Regions from separate parts of the Homo sapiens genome. Here region 1 is linked to region 2. A link is an interaction called in ENCODE POLR2A ChIA-PET data of the cell type or tissue named here. Cell type or tissue: PC-9. All regions are shown on one strand. Each heading gives the region's core, and the rest is flanking DNA. Links, peaks and the distances in the headings are about the cores only. Region 1 holds the start of MAP3K7CL (MAP3K7 C-terminal like). Region 2 overlaps LINC00189 (long intergenic non-protein coding RNA 189).

Region 1 (8,759 bases), core at 419-8,418, 130 kb before region 2:
CAGTGGACAGAGAGAACAGAGAAGCATATTAAAAAACATTATGGAGGTGTAACTTTGGGAACTCTATAGTTTCTTTAACAAATAAATTTGCAAAAAAAGAGGGAGGAAGAGTAATTGTAGATTTATAAATATAAAAACTTAGCAGTCCATCATGTGTCCGGACTTTGGATCTTGATTAAAAATTTAAAAATTAATGGAGAAAACAATTGAAAATGTTTGTGATAAAATTGGAGGTTTGAATGCTGTCTGATGATGGGTAATGTTGGGGAATTACTGTGGTGGTGGTTGTTGGTGTGATGGTGCTATTTGGTTCTGTTAATGAAGAGAGTGCTCTTCCTTTTTGGGGTACACACTGGGATATTAACAGATGATGAGAAATTTATGTTTTCCTTAGGATAACATTAAGAAGGTAAAGTAAATCTATCTATACTATAATAACAAGCTTTAAAATTTGGTGCTGTTAGTCCTTCTAGGTTATATTCTTGGGAAAGATATAAATACTAAAATATAAGATAAACATTATTTTCTCATACAGTCAAAAATATTAAAGGAAATTTATTCTTTCTCCAAGAGTCTGCTGTCTAGGTGTTTATAGAAAAGGAACACAGGCCAAGGGTGGTGGCTCATGCCTGTAATCCCAGCACTTTGGGAGGCTGAGGCTGGTGGATCATGAGGTCAGGAGTTCAAGACCAGCCTGGCGAAGGTGGTGAAACCCCATCTCTACTAAAAAATACAAAAATTAGCTGGGCGTGGTGGCAGGCACCTGTAATCCCAGCTACTCAGGAGGCTGAGGCAGGAGAATCGTTTGAACCTGGGAGGCGGAGGTTGAGGTGAGCCGATATCGCGCCACTGTGCTCTAGCCCGGGCAACAGAGTGAGACTCCGTCTCAAAAAAAAAAAAAAAAAAAAAAAAGAACACATGTGTCACATTTAATTAACTTTAAATGGTAAACTCAAATTGTATAAAACCATTTAAGTTTTCATAAATAAAATATTTAGATAAAAGATTAATCCATTTAGATAAATAGATAGCTAAATCAAGTTAAAAAGGCAAAACAGTGGCTACACACACATCACGTTATTCCCATCTGGGGAAACCCTGAGTTAGTCCATGCTTGCTTGTTGGCTATACAAATCAAGGGTCCAAAAACTCTGAGGATCAGGTAAAGTCTGTCCCACAGCCTGTTTTGGTATGACCCAGGAGCTAAGAATGGTTTTAATATTTTAAAATATTTGACAAATATCAAAAGGAGAATAATCTTTGGTGACATTTGGAAATTATATGAAATTCTAATATCAGTGTCTGTACTTTTACTGGAATACAGCTATACACATTTACTTACTGTTTTTGTAAATAAAGTTTTACTGGAGTCATCCATCCATTTGCATATTGTCTATGACTACTTTCAACTTAGAACAGCAGAGATGAGTAATTGTAACAGAAAGTGTATGGCCTGAAAAACCTAAAATATTTATCTCCTGGCCCTCTACAAAAAAAGTTTGTCAACCTAGATGAAAAAACTGAGTCCTGGAGGTATGAAGTCTCTGGTCTAAACTTCCACAGCTTTTGAATGCAGCATCACAATGCAAACCCAGGTCTTCTGAATCTAGGTACCCTTTGGATGTGGTTTTTTCCTATGTTTTTGCCCCCTTGAAAAAATGATTTCTATTTACATAGTGCCTGTTTTATTTCTGGCATTGTTGCACGTACTTGTATTGCTCTTTTAATTGTCATAACAACCTGTAGGACAGGTACTATGATTATCCCCCATTTTATACTTGGGGAATTTGTGGCATATAATTTATTAAGTAATTTAACCAAAGTCCTACATGAGTAAGAGACAGAGCTGGGTTGGAGACCCAGGTGGCCTGACTTAAATGTTGCACATTGCTCTGTCTCCTTCATTAAGGGAACCACAAAGCTAGTGAAAGAGAAACCATTGAGTGGTTCAGTGGTTCTAACCCCTGTCATTCCTCTCTTGAGCTTTGGGGGCACGAATGATATAGGGTTGATCATTCTGCTATCTTAAGCCTGAAGTGAACTTTGATTAGGAAAAGTGGCTCCCAGTTACCCTTAAAATCAAAGGCTGTGACAGTATGTGATCAGAAATCCTTACTCTAGAAACATACAATTTTTCTTTGTCAATTAAAATAAAAAGAAGTTCCTGGGGGAGGTGGTGTCTTGTTTTTGTCGTTGAGCCTTGATCCTTGCTTTGTGGTTTTTCATTGCATTGCCCTACGAGAAGGTTTGAGAAGGAGTAACAACATTACTGCAAGTTAGCACTGCAAGAAGGCTTCCTGGGAAACCTGGGAAACCTTACCTGACATTTCACTGGGGTCAGGAGCGGAGGAAGAGGCTCCTCCAAAGAGCAATGGCACAAGACCAGCTCACAGTATGGAACAGGTCCCGTGGCACTTTCTTACCATGGCCTGCACATGCAGTCTCATGAACCAATTGGAAGAGGTGTTTATTCACTGGTGTTTTCTTCAAACAGATGTATCAGTGCTTCATAGAAAAGCAGGGTTAATACATAACTTTGGGACTTTTGCTTTACTAACTGAGAAATCTGACAAAATTTTTTTATGGGGATGGAGTTGGGAAGAATGAATTGAAGAAAGTGGCAGCAAAAGAAGAGTTACTTCTCCCAGAGGACTCTGCATGTGCCATACGGCACTGTGGGGGGAGCTGTGCCTTGGCTGTCCACTGGATGTTCAGTCAGGATAAGGCCGTCCACTGGATGTTCGATCTGGAGAGGCTGGCAAATTATAGTCTGCAGGCCAAATCCAGGCTGCTCTCTCTTTGTAAATAAAGTGTTTTTGGAACACAGCCATGTGCATTTGTTTCCTGTTTTTGTCAATAAAGTCAGAGCCCATCCATTCCTATACATGTTGTCTATGGCTGCCTTTATGCTACAGAGGCAGAGATGAGTAGTTGTGACAGAGATCCTTAAGAGCTCATAAGTGTAAAATATTTCTTTCTTTCTGTTTTTTTGTTTGTTTGTTTGTTTTTTGAGATGAAGTTTTGCTCTTGTTGCCCAGGCTGGAGTACAATGGTGTGGTCTTGGCTCACTGCAACCTTCACCTCCCGAGTTCAAGTGATTCTCCTGCCTCAGCCTCCTGAGTAGCTGGGATTACAGGCACTCGCCACCACGCCTGGCTAATTTTTGTATTTTTAGTAGAGACGGGGTCTTACCATGTTGGCCAGGCTGGTCTCAAATTCCTGACCTTAGGTGATCCGCCTGCCTCGGCCTCCCAAAATGCTGGAATTACAGATGTGAGCCACCGTGCCTGGCTCACAAGTGTAAAATATTTCTAATATGGCCCTTTAGAGAAAAATTGTGCTGACCTCTGGATATAATGGAAGAGTGATTATTTTGCCGTCATGGAATATTTCTTTGTTGGAGACTACCGGCCGTATATGTCACATAGCAATACAGAGCTGACTTTAAAATGTTGGGGAAAATGTCTTCTCAACTATTCTCTAAATGCTATGAATAGCCATTAAAATTTCTTTTTTAAAATTTCCAGAATGAGGGTCTACCCAGACTACTGAGTCACTATGGCAAAGCCTGGGAATGGGTATTTTTTAAAGGCACCTAGTAATCAGGTACTTTTGAGAAACACTAGCCTGGAACATACCAAGCTACATACGTATTGAGTTGTACTGAGAAATTGATATTGCATAATTGTGACAATAGTCTATGGTAGGAGTGTATTATTGATCATAATTCAGAAGCAAGTCTAGAGCTCAGTATGTGAAAAGCTCCTTGAATATTATTGAAAATAACTTTCCAAATAACTGTAAAAACACATTTGTTGCTGAAAATAATAAAATAAAAATTATACATTATTGCCACCATCAAGAAACATACTGTTAATCTGTTTATATATTGATGCAGAAACACATCCTTTCTGGATTGAATTTATATAATTCTATTAAATTCTTAAAATACCATGTAGTTATTTTGGGTTTCAGTTATGGGAAGGGATTTCACTTGGATTTCAGATTTGTTACTCTCTTGAAAGTGTTTGGATAAAGAGCCAAGAAATACATCATTGCTCATATGGGAACAGAAAAGCTGGTAAATGTTAATTGTGACTGAAAACCTTGAATTTATGTTATCAGATTCAGAAAGAGAACATTTAGACAATTTAGATGTATTTTTTTTTGTTCCTTTCTCATTGTTGTCAAATTATCTTTTAATGAAATCTTTTTCTTTGTAGCCCTTTACCAACTGGGCATCTACCACACCTCTCTTGATGTCATTTTTGATGTCATGAGGACGTAGCTGTCAGTGTTGCAGCTCACACAGTGGGCAATCCCCAGGCTCACTTTAATGATTCCAGAGAGTTCTGTGGATAAAGATCTATGCTGTGTTGGTGAGGAGCTGTTGACAGTATCATAGAAGGCAATATTTCCGTTGTGTTTAATATGTAACTGTCTCTTTCTATCTCTGTATGGTTCTTTGAGAGCCTGATGGTCAGTGCAGAAAAGGAAGGTGCTACTTCATCCTAGGTCTGTCCATTCTGAACTGTCAGTTTCACTAGAATTCAGCCACTTCCAGTCACTGACTGCCTTGGCAATGTCAGTGTCACCACCAGCTTTTCTGAAGGCAGACCCAGGGGGCCAATTTGAGAGACAGCACAGATGTGGTATCTGCTTTCCCATTGGCACACATAAGATGCAAAACTTTGATTTTCTTGGGGTGGAACTTGGGTGTCATGATAAAGATGGCTAGTGTCAGATGAACCTGGATACTGGACCACTGAAGAAAGTGATACTTTTGTCTCCTCCAAACAAAAGCTGAGAGTCAGACTTATTCTAAAAAATTTCAATTAAATTTTTTTTTTTTTTTGAGATGGAGTCTCACTCTGTCGCCCAGGCTGGAGTGCAGTGGCACGATTTAGGCTCACTGCAAGCTCCGCCTCCTGGGTTCACACCATTCTCCTGCCTCAGCCTCCCGAGTAGCTGGGGCTACAGGCGCCCACCACCACGCCCGGCTAATTTTTTGTATTTTTAGTACAGACGGGGTTTCACCATGTTAGCCAGGATGGTCTCGATCTCCTGACCTCATGATCTGCCTGCCTCAGCCTCCCAAATTGCTGGGATTACAGGCGTGAGCCACCGCGCCCGGCCAATTAAATCTTTGATACGGAGTGCATCCTGGTGTAGTGGAAGTAGCTTGAACTAATAATTAGAAAACCTGGATCCTATCTGGGTTCTTAATTCTATTATGGTCATTCATCCTCAAGCCTGTTATTTGAATTGTCTGCGTCTCAATTTGCTCATCTGTCAAATCGGGATGGCAATACTGACAAAGACTATTGTATAGGATCTTCTGGAAGATTAAAATGAGGTCGTGAATAAGAAATTCACTTCGATAAATTATAATGCATTAGTAAGTTTTATTATAACCATAAAATAATATTAAAACAGTAATATTAATTCCTGAAAAGAATAAGCTTATATGTGAATGTTTTAATTGTCTGAGTCTGTACAGCTTTATTGTTGTATATATCATAACAAATTAGCCTTCCATTCATTAGATTAAGAAAGCCTGCTGAGTCCTTTTACTTGTATATTTAATACCTTTTGAACAGTTGTCAATTTACAGAAAAAAACGGAGTAAAATGTATGGAATTCCCATATATTTCCTCATCCCTCTAACCCCTAATTAACATCTTTGCTTCAATTAATGAACCAATATTGATACATTATTATTCATTATTAGTCCATAGTTTACATTAGGGTTCACTCTGTGTTGTACATTCTATGGGTTTGGACAATTGTGTAATGATGTGTATCTACCATTACAGTCTCATATAGAATAGTTTCACTGCCCTAAAAATCCCTCATGCACCACCTATTCATCCTTCCTTTTTCTCTTCCTGAATCCCTGGCAACCACTGATCTTTTTACAGTATCCACAGTTTTACCTTTTCTAGAATGTCATGTTGTTGGAATTATACAGCATGTAGCCTTTCAAGATTTAGCTTCTTTCATTTAGTAATATGCACTTAAGATACTTCCATATCTTTTTGTGGCTTGATAGTTTTTCTTTTTATCCCTGAATGATATTCCATTGTCAGGATATACCAGGATTTATTTACCTATTGAAGAACTTGGTTGCTTCCAAATTTTGGCAATTATGCATAAACCTGCTATAAACATCTGTATGCAGGCTTTTGGGGAAATAACAAGAAGTGTGATTTCTGGGTCATGTGGTAAAAGTATGTTTGCTTTTGTAAGAAACTGCCCAACTGTTTACTAAAGTGGGATATACTATTATGTTTTCATTCCCACCAGCACGGAATGAAAGTTCCTGTTGCTCCACAGCCTCACCAACATTTGATGTTGTCAGTATTTTGAATTTGGGTTATTCCAATAGGTGTATAGTGGTATTTCATTGTTGTCTTAGTTTGCAATTCCCTAATGACATATGATGTTGATCATCTTTTCATATGCTTACTTGCCATCTGTATATTTTCTGTAGTGAGATATCTTTCAGATCTTTTGCCTATTTTTTGATTGGGTTGTTTGTTTTTCTGTTGTTGAATTTTAAGAGTTCATTGTATATTTTGGATGCCAGTCCATCATCTGATATGTATTTTGCATATTTTCTTTCAGTCTGTGGCTTGTGTTTGCCTTCTCCTAATATTTATTTTGCTTATTTAACCTCAAAAATCACAATCCAATTATTTTTTAAGTACCAATGACATCCAGGTTTACAGTTTTTAAAAAGGTTGACAAATCCTAATGCTGTATTCTTATTTACCATTGACTCCTTTTGTGGTTGGTTGCATTTGAAGAATGAATCGAGTCATCAAGCCCAACATGGGCTCAACCTCAAACCTCACATTCTTAACCAGGATCCTCGCTGCTATCATCTGAGAGTCAGCCTGTGGCCTGTCCAAGTTGGCTGGGTCTGGCTGAGCTGATTGGAGCGGCCGACATTTTTGCTGACTGGAGTCATGCTATCTTTGCCAGTTTGCTGGAATAGACACAGACACCGATTGGGTCACGCTGAAGACATTCCTGTCTTGTGAAGCAAGTCTGTTTGTATTTTAAGTTTGCCAGGACTAATGAATTAAAACATTTGGACTCCCCACAACTTGCTGTTTATCAATGCCTCTGACAGGAGGAGGGTTTTCTTTTGCTCTTGCTTTTTCTAGAAAGATGACAACATCCTGGCTGTTAGAGAGGCAAGGAAAGGAGAGAGGGGTTGTGAAGGGAAGCGGAAGGGAAGGGAAGGGAGGTCCCGTGGGACGCTGGGGTCTGGGGCAGAGCAGGTAGCAGCGTGCTGCCCTGACAGCTGTCTCCGCTCCTCAGATTGTCAGTGGCTGCTATGCAGCAGGTGCAGCCTGGTCTCTCACTGAGTCTCTACTCCACAAAGGCAACGACTGGCCAAGGCAGTGGCTGGCTCTGGGTTACACAAGTGCAGACACTCAACTAAGTGAGGTAAGCCAACAGGTGTGAAAACTGAACTAAATGCTCAGATCAGCAGCAACTTAACCAAAGCTCTGTTACAGCCTGTAGCCAAGAGAAGGAACCTGTGGTTCGTTTCCCCAGACGGTGTGATGAAAAGGCAAGTTGGTGTAGGGGCATTTGTGGTCAACATGGTGTGGAACTCAAAGTCCACTCAGTCTTGCCACCATCCTTTCATAGGCAGACAGATGTTCTCCATTGAGCGGAGGGGAGGGACTCTAATTAGCTGTGTTTATTAATTCCATTTCCTGTAGCTGGAAACCATACCAGAGGACTATTTACAAAATCCTTGAGGCAAATTTCTACCTCTTGTACTTGATTTCTTGGTGCGGGAAAGTGTTGGGGGATTTAGCCAAAAGAGGAGTGCAACTTTCCATCCTTAGATGTTATGCTAAAGTGATTCGGTGATTGTACAATGCATAACAGTAAAACTTTTCTTTTTAGCTAAAATGTTAAGGGAATTTTAATGGTTTCTTCTGTTGAATTTGAGACAATCCATGCCATTCCCTAGGTGGCTAACAAAATGCTTGATTCTGAGCAGGTAAGACTGGACAGAAGGGTGGCAGAGTTAAGATAAAACAAATCCTGAATCAAATAACAGATATTTTATATTACTCTTTTTTAAAATTAAATGTTTCATGTCACTATTTCTTTCTAACTTAGAATTACATGATATGGACAGTGGAGAGCTTTTTGGTGCATTGCTACTTGTAGTGCTAAATAAATGGGCCAAATTATGATTCTAACTGGATAATAAACAGTTGCTGGTTTTTCTCCAAAGCTATACTAGGGTTTTAATATAAGCCTGATCTTTTTTCATATGCTGGGTAAGATGATTCCATATGTATGTATGTCTAAATATACATGTATATATATATGCATTGGCTTTGGCTCTATAAATACTTTTAAAAACAAAATTCAGTGTTCTGGACACTATTTTTAGATAGATAGAGGAAAGTTATGGGAAAAAGTCAGAAACCGTGCTGTGAGAAAATGTCCTGCTAAAGCATTTCCCAGAATCTCTTTAAGGATGGCTAAAGAGATTATTTATACTTTGCCATTTTTAGAGCTATTTCCCTTAAAATATCATTCAGGTTTTTTGGTTTACTGTCTACATGAGAAGGAAAGTAGAGGGTTTAGGGGAGGTGGGACTAAAAATAGAAAAGTTAAATATATGTTTTTAAATAAGAAAGATATCATGTATTTATAACTATCTTTTCCTAGTCCCCTATAGACATCAAATTATCAAATATCTTGGTTAAAATATATTTGGG
Region 2 (8,759 bases), core at 170-8,169:
CAAGTAAGTGTCAGAACCAAGATACAAATCAGGTAGACTGGGCCTTGTTACAAACTAGACAATGGCCACTACCACAGTCAAAATATAGAACATTTCCTTCACACCAAAAACTGTCTTCCAGCATTTATGCATTCAGTTTCCTATCCTGCCTAGCTGCAGGCAATCACTGATGTTTGCTTATCTCTATAGATTAGTTTTCTTGGACTTTCCTGTAAATAGAATCACATTGTAAGTCTTCTTTTACATCTAACTTGTTTTGGTCAGTATAATGTTTTTCAGATTCACTCATGTTGTTGCATATATCATTAGTTTGTTCCTTTTCCTTGTTAAATAGTATGCCATTGTATGGATTTACCACAATTAGTTTATCTATTCACCTATAAATGGACACTTTGTTGGTTTTTCATTTTTAACTATTATAAATATAGCTGCTGTGAACATTTGTATACCCGTTTTGTGGACATGTTATTATTTCTTTTGGGTAAATAAGTAAGTGTATAACATGTCTTTGCTTACATCAATACTGGAATGTCTTGACTTCTAAATTCTCATAACCACTCTTCTATTAAATTTTGCTTGTAAAAATATATAAACTACTATTAAAATTTTTAAGTTAATTCTTTTCAGACTCTGTCATCTCAGTGTTGTCATCTATTGCTTGCATTTTTCATTCAGCTCACGGCTTTCCTGGTTTTTTGTGTGACTAGTACTTTTTGATTAAAACCTGGATACTCAGAACACTTTCATCAAAAAACAAAAATTTCACTGCTGCCTATTTATAGTCATTTCCCACTTCTGCACCTAGCCCCAGGCAACCACTGGTCTGCTTTCTGTTTCTATAACTTTGCCTGTTCTAGAGATTTCATATAAAATGAAATCATATAATATACAGTCATTTGTGACTGGGCGCAGTGGCTCACGTCTGTAATCCCAGCACTTTGGGAGGCTGAGGCGGGTGGATCACGAGGTCAGGAGTTCAGCCTGGCCAACATGGTGAAACCCCATCTCTACTAAAAATACAAAAATTAACTGTGCGTAGTGGCACACGTGTGTAATCTCAGCTATTCGGGAGGCTGAGGCAGGAGAATCGCTTGAACCTGGGAGGCAGAAGTTGCAGTGAGCCGAGATCATGCCACTGCACTCCAGCCTAGGCGACAGAGCAAGACTGTGTCTCAAAAACAACAACACAAAAAAAATATATAGTCATTTGTGTCTAGCTTCTTTTACTTAGCGTAATATTGAGGGTCAGCCATGATTTTTCATGAATTAGTAGTCCATCCTTTTTATTGCTGAGTAGTATTCCATTGTATGAATGTACCAAATTGTTTACTTATTTACCATTTGGAGGAGATTTAGGTTGTTTCCAATTTCGGACTATTCTGAGTAATTCTGCTATGAACATTCATATTCATTTCTCTTGAGTAAATACTTAGAGTGAAATTGTTGGTCCTACTGTAAGTATATGTTTAACTTTTTAAAAAACTGCAAAATTGTTTTCCAAAGTGACTGAACCATTTTACATTCTGACTGGCAAGTGTGAATTTCCATTTTCCTTACATTCTCCAGAGGTCGTTTAAGCTAAGTGTGCTGTATCCAATGAGCAATGATTCCTCCTCCTTCTCCTCTCCCCAACTCTTGTCCTCAACCTACTGTTTGCATATACTGCATGGCATGTAGTTAAAATTGCCTACTTTATCCTGCACTGGGGCTTGGTGTTTAGGGGGAGTTCACATTCACTTGCCTACGGGTTGTAGATTTTCCCACACACTTGGCTGAAATTGGTTTGGCCTATTAGCTCTTTGATTCAGTGTTTTTTTCAGGTTCCTCCTTTTTTTGTACTACACCGTTTTCTGCTACCACAATACTTCAAAATCTGACTATGTCATCTGTAATGTTTACTTTTCTGAAGGAAAGGTTCGCCACTCACTTCCTAGATAATATGCAATGATAAAAACTTGGCACAATTTATGACACTGGAACTGGCTACCGTTTTCTACTATGTGTCAATTCCTCTAACTCCAAGAACTGTTGTCCTCCTTTAAATGTATATCTTATGCTGTCCTAAGTTGGCTATGATGTTTGTAATCTGCTAGTACTTGAAGTAGCCATTGGGGCTTATGTAAGAAAGTGGCCTACTACTCACCTGTGGCAGATGGAAAAGAGGGGTACTGCTGCCAAAAAGCCCATCTGCTCCCATTGTCTGTGGACTATTTTCAAAGCAAGAGCTCATATGATTCACAGTCATCATCGCTCTAGGAAAATAAAAAGTTCAGCACATTGGAGCTACCAGCTGTAGGGGAGGGCATCCAATCACTTAGCTTCCCTATCCATTCTAGTGACAAAGGACGCTTTGAAATTATATTTAACAAGATATATTATTTCAGGAAGTAACTATTGCTCTCTAAGCAGCATTTGCCTTAGCAGCCTTGAGCCATATGCTAACATATGAGTGTTGCATAAGTTCATTTTGTGATCTTCGGTGAGTTAGATACTTTCCTAAATCTCCTTGTTAAAAATCTGTGAAATGGGGCTAATTATGCTAACACATCATGGCATGTTTGTAGGATTAGGTACTGACAAGATTTGTAAAGAGATTAGCCAATAAAAATCCTTACCATATATATATGCCTTCTATTTAGAAAAGATACCAAGTTCAAAATATTTTTACTTATTACATGTACAAAAGAAATTAGAATCTTAAGCAAAGAGGCAAGGATGTGACCAACAGGTCACTTTTGAATGATAAAATTTTTGGTTTTGGCTTTCACATAAGTGCACAGACTCTGGCTTCTTCTTGCATATGGTAAATTGTTGTAAATGGTTTATTGAGAATTCTCAACATGATATGGCATAAACAGAAAACTTCTGTTTCAATGACTTCTTTCTCCCCAACTGCACTATAATTACCATCTCCTTTCTTGCTGGGTATATTCACTCTTACCAACATCTTGGTCAGATTTTCTAACTTTTCGCTCTAGGTATTAGCTTGGACCTACTTAGGTACTTGCAAATTATCTGAGACTCTTTTACCATTGATAGGTAGTTTAGGTTTTCTCTCCTTGAGTCTGGGTGAATTTGGGGCTGCTTTAATCATCAGAGAACCACAGAAGTGATACTGTGTGACTTCTAAGGTTAGATCACAATATACTTGGTGACATTTGTTATATATTATATAATATATATATAAACTTCCATATATATATATACATATATATATATATCTCCTATTAGTTCTGTCCCTCTAGAGAACCCTGACTAATACAGCTACCACGAAAATCATCTGTGGTTTTTAAAAACCCAGTGATTTAACTTATGTGCATAATTAATGAATACCTATAATGTCCTGGGTGCTATGGTAGGCCTTTTACCTTTATTATTTAATCTTCATAACATTTATATAAAGCAACTTCTATTACCTGTCTCTTTCAGAGCAGGACACTGATAGTCTGGGAGGTTGCGTAACTTGCCTGAGTGGTGAAGTCAGGACTGCAGGATTTCTGTCTGACCTCGGAACCCATTGTCATTTCTCTATACCACCTGCCTCTTTGTTCAAGAATGTTAACATGTAATTCTCAAATCAAGTTTTTAAAAATACCTTGTTACTTAAATTGTAAAGTGGACAAAAGTCAGAGTTGCTGGAATTTTCCAAGGAAGTGACCTTCATGTTTCCTATTTTGCCACTTTTCTTGGGGTAAATTTATTTTAAACTCCTCTTTAATCCTCACAACGTCCTTATGAAGTATGAAGGAGGAAAATATCATTCTTTTTTCCAAGGACATTAGACTAAAGAACTTTAGAATGTGGCATAGTAGAAAAAGTATAGACTTTGGAGTCAGACAGAAGCTCTAATCCTGACAGATGCTAAAAATCTAAGTACTTTCAGGAAACTTTCTAAATAGTGCTCTTTGGCCAGGTGCGGTGTCTTACGCCTGTAATCCCAACACTTTGGGAGGCCAAGGCAGGCAGATCACTTGAGGTCAGGAGTTCAAGATCAGCCTGGCCAACATGGTGAAACCCCTTCTCTACTAAAAATACAAAAATTGGCCGGGCATGGTGGCATGCGCCTGTAGTCCCAGTTACCTGGGAGGCTGAGGCAGGAGATTCTCTTGAACTCGGGGGCGAAGGTTGCAGTGAGCTGAGAGTGTGCCATTGCACTCCAGCCTGGGCAACAGAGTGAGACTCCACCTCCCCCCGCCAACAAAATAGTGCCTTTACCTGTAAAATGAAAATAATACCACCTCCTTTATAGGATATGAGACTTAATACAATATGATCAAACATGATAAGCGTCTGTCTTGGAGCCTAGTTCACAAGAGAAATCCATTAAATGTTAGTCCTTCTTTGCCTATTGCAGCCACAATTATTTTACTAACCCTGAGACATTCAAGTGAGGCTGAGTATGAATCACACAGGAAAAATGCTAAGAGCTAGTCCTGTTTTGAGGTAATTTGATCAGTTATACATAAAGTGATGCTGTGCAATGGTACTCACAAACATGGGACACCCCAAATCAATATGTTTAGTGAATATTTAAAATACAATTCCAAAAGTTTAGGAGAGAAGGGGCAAGAAGATACATAGATGATAGAGAATGGGAGAAACCTAGGACTTGTTATCGATTGCAGGAATTGTGATTTCTTTCTGTTGGAATGAGCCAAGGGAAGGGGAAGAAAATTCATGGAACAGGAGATTGGAATTTGGGTGCAGCCTCCTGGCACGTGCTCATCCTGTTCTTCCAATTTCTGGAGGCTGTGCCTACGTGCCTTTTGCCTGTTGCATACCTCGCATCAGTCAGCTCTCTTTGTTTTATTATAGAAAATTGTGCAATCCTTTCTGGTTTGTTTTTGTTAGGATTTCCTTCCCTTTATCTCTAGCAGGAAAATATTATCCCTTGAAATTTCCTCTGGGACATGATTATTTACAGTAAACTACAATTTAGTGAATTCTTGAGGATTTCTTCTTGATGTATCCTCTTTTTTATTTTTCATTCTTAAATGCCTTTTGTTTTTGGCTGCTTCTCTCTTGAGTGTTTTGTATATATTTTGAAAAATACCTACCGGCAGCTTGTATATCTTTTTTCCAAAACCTCTCCAAAGTATTTAAGAAGATATCTTCCATATATATCTTTTGTATATACAAATATATATATTATTTACATATAATATATATTTCATCAGACATATAGTATTTGTGCATCATTATTTTTGTGCATCACAGCTTTATATCTTATATATTTAAGATAATAATCTGCATCATCTGGCTAGCTTCACTGCTCAGGGGATGGTCAGCTCAGTCCAGATCAGTGTAATCTCTTGCTCCAGTTACCAGATCAGCCTCCTGTCTAGTCTTCCTGGTCCTGGATTTGCTCACCTTCCCATCTTCCACACACTGAAGGCAGACAAGTCGTCTTCTGAAGAGAAAACCTGATCATATCTGCTTAGTATCTTTCAATAGGGTCATCAGACTCAGGGAAGCATGATCTGGCCCCTACCTGTCTCTCCAGCCCATCTCATGAGCTCCCACCCCATTCTATGCCTGGCCATAATGCTGACTTAAGAGTTACCTGAAGAATGTTTTCCTCTTTCTCCCCTCCTACCCTCTGCACTTGTTACTCTCTCTGCCTTGGGAAGCTCATCTTCACCCTGTAGCTACTTTTGGCCTGTTTAATTCCCACTCATTGTTTAGGACCTTTGTTTTGTGCTGCTCTAACAGAATACCATAGATGGGATAATGTTTAAATGAACAGAAATTTATTTCTTACATATCTGGAGGCTGGGAAGTCCAAGATCAAGTGCTTGCATCTGATTGAAGGTCTTCTTGCTGTGTCTTCACAATAGTGAGGCCCAGGGAGAGAGAGAGAGAGAGAGAGAGACCTGAACTCACCATTCTATAATGATCACACTCCAGCAATATGACACTCATTAATCCATTCATTAGGGTAGAGCTCTCATGCCTAATCACCTTTTAATGGTCCCCCTCTTAATACTGCTAAAATGGCAATTACATTTCAACATGAGTTTTGGAGGGGGTAAATATTCCAACCATAGCAAGACCCAACTTAAGCATGACTTCTTTCTGGAAGCCTTCTCTAATGTCCCTAGACTGATTTTGTGCTGTTTTATTACTCCTATTTTCTATGCCTATCATGATACCATACTCTTTTCAAATTATTTGACTGCCACATTAGGGCAGGGCCCTGGCCTGATGAGGTACGTACTCAATAAATATTTGTTAACTGAGTGAGTGAATGAATGAAGACAATGCCTTGAGGCAGTGTTGCTCAAAGGTTAAGGAAGCTGGAGTGAGGTGGTCTTGGTTTGGATCCTGGTTCTACGCCTAACTAACTGTGAGACTTCTGGCAAGTTATTGCATCTCAGTTTCTTAACCAGTAACATGGGGATTATAACAGGAAACATCTCATTGAATTATTTTGATTAAATGTTAATAGATATAAACAGAATGGTACTTACACAGAATACAGTTTCAGGTGTTAGCTATTATTATTATTATTATTGCCTAAATATTAATCTGGCAACTTAATAGCCAAAGTGGAGGCGTAGCACCTGACACAGTTTATGAGGAATCGTCCACTCTTAGCTCCATGAGGGATTCACAAGAATTGATTTTTTTAAACTGCTGGATTTCTACAACAATGTTGTAAATGATTTTAAAAGGTATCCTATATTATAATTTAATATTACAGTTATGGAGAAGACAACTCATATCATTGCTTGAAGGTTTTTAATATGTGCTGGATAAGTATGTTTTAAGGAATTAGCATCTATTATAGGCTGAATTTTCAGTTAACACAGTCTTGACGACAGACAGAAATCCATGTTAAATAACGTTCTCTAAAAACTATATTTAAGATACCAGAAATTAGGTAGAGGAAACTGTAGAATTTTTCAAATAGAAAATACTGATTAAGACTTAGATGAAAACTGTTAGAAAGGTCATAAATTAGAGAAAAATCATGTTTCACTTGAGTCAACAACAATGGTGTGATTAACACTTTTTTTTACTGGGTCCAGAAATGAAGGAGGAGGGAAGGAGAGAGAGAGGGAGGGAGGGAAGGAGGTAGAGAAGGAGGGAGAGAGAGAGAGAAAAAAAAAACTTGGAAGGAGTATTTTCCATCACAAATTATAGGGAGTAGCTATCAATCACACTTTTTAAGGAAATCAAAGGTGGGATAAAAGTGCTTGCAGGGTCTTTGGATACAAAGATGGTGAGAAGCCAGATAAGCTTTGAGAAGCTCAATCTTCAAATTACGAGATTCAGCATGAATTAGATTGACTTGAACCAGGGGAAAAACCAGGATTAGGTTAAGCAGTGATTCAGAAATGTTCAGTTAGTAACTGAGACAACTCTATGTAGGTACTAACATAAATGATATTGAATGTTTGAGTGTCATCTTCTTTAGGATTTATGTTTTTGTTATTTTGGCAAAATAGCATTAACTAAATGGAAACCATACTGTATTTTATTTTCTTCATTTTAGTTACTTCTGCCCATAGCAAACAGCTTTTTGGATTGAGAGGCAGTGTTAAATGTAACATCGGCTACAGGAATAAACAAGAGTTCCTGCCCTTGCCTTGAGGCAGTGTAGCTTGAGTCAGACAGCCTGCGTCTGGGTTCTACTGCAAGTCAGTACAGGCATACCTCGAAGATATTGTGGGTTTGGTTCCAGACCACCATAATAAAGCAAATATCACAATCAAGCAAGTCATATAAATTTTTCCATTTTCCAGAGCATATAAAAGTATGTTTACGATATATTATAGTCTATTAGGTGTGCAGTAGCATTGTCTAAAAATGTACATACCTTATTTAAAAAATATTTTATTGCCTAACAAGGCTATCACCTGAGCTTTCAGTGAGTTGTAATCTTTTTGCTGGTGGAATGTTGATCAGGGTGGTGGTTGCTGACTCTTAAAATAAGACATTTGAAGTTGGCCTCATCAGTTGACTCTTCCTTTCACGAAAGATTTCTCTGTAGAAAATGTTGTTTGATAGCATTTTACGCACAGTAGAACTTATTTCAAAATTAGAGTCAATCCTCTCAAACTTTGTCACTGCTTTATCAGCTACATTTATGTAATATTCTAAGTCATTTGTTGCCATTTCAATAATGTTCACAGCATCCTCACCAGGATTAGATTTCACTGGAAACCACTTTGCTCACCCATAAGAAGTAACTCCTTATCCATTCAGGTTTTATCACGAGATTGCAGCAATTCCGTCACATCTTTAGCTTCGACCTCTAATTCTAGTTCTCTTATTTCCACCACATTTGCAGTGACTTCTTCCTCTGAAGTCTTGAACCCCTCAAAGTCATGCATGAGGGTTAGAATCAACTTCCAAACTCCTGTTAATGTTGATATTTTGACCTTCTCCCATGAATCATGAATGTTCTTAATGACACTTAAAATGAAGATTTTTTTTTTTCCAGAAGATAGTCAATTTATTTTTCCCAGATCTATCAGAGAAATCACTATCTATGGCCGCTATACCCTTATGAAATGTATTTCTGAAATGATAAGACTTGAAGATTACAATTATTCCTTGATCCAAGGGCTGCAGAATGGATGTGGTGTCAGCAGCATGAAAACATTATTCTCCTGTACATCTCCATCAGAGCTTTTGGGTGACTGGATGCATTGCCAATAAGCAGTAATGCTTTTAAAAGAATCCCTTTTTTGAGCAGTAGGTCTCAACAGTGAGTTGTGGGCTTCAAATATTTGATAAACCATGGTGTTACC

What was found. Peaks named below come from ENCODE experiments on the same cell type or tissue, not always from the same donor. Only the 100,000 strongest peaks of a DNase experiment are listed, where the experiment ranks them.
Region 1: POLR2A ChIA-PET joins it to region 2 with 11 read pairs; 2 of 35 experiments call an interaction of 5 or more read pairs at or near these places.

What each region holds. Positions count from the first base shown.
Region 1 is chr21:29,123,466-29,132,224 of GRCh38, forward strand. MAP3K7CL (MAP3K7 C-terminal like) reads left to right here and starts at 7,179. Exons shown (of 5, transcript NM_001286620.2): 1 at 7,179-7,458. It also overlaps the pseudogene RPL12P9. RefSeq lists a silencer at 1,917-1,966. In PC-9, for the core only: no CTCF peak of the experiment used is centred there; no DNase peak of the experiment used is centred there.
Region 2 is chr21:29,254,429-29,263,187 of GRCh38, forward strand. The region is part of intron 1 of LINC00189 (long intergenic non-protein coding RNA 189); the gene reads left to right. Among named protein-coding and RNA genes, the nearest start is that of BACH1, 40 kb to the right of the region's middle. In PC-9, for the core only: no CTCF peak of the experiment used is centred there; DNase peaks (open chromatin) are centred at 4,413 and 4,783; H3K4me3 peaks cover 530 bases; H3K27ac peaks cover 2,863 bases.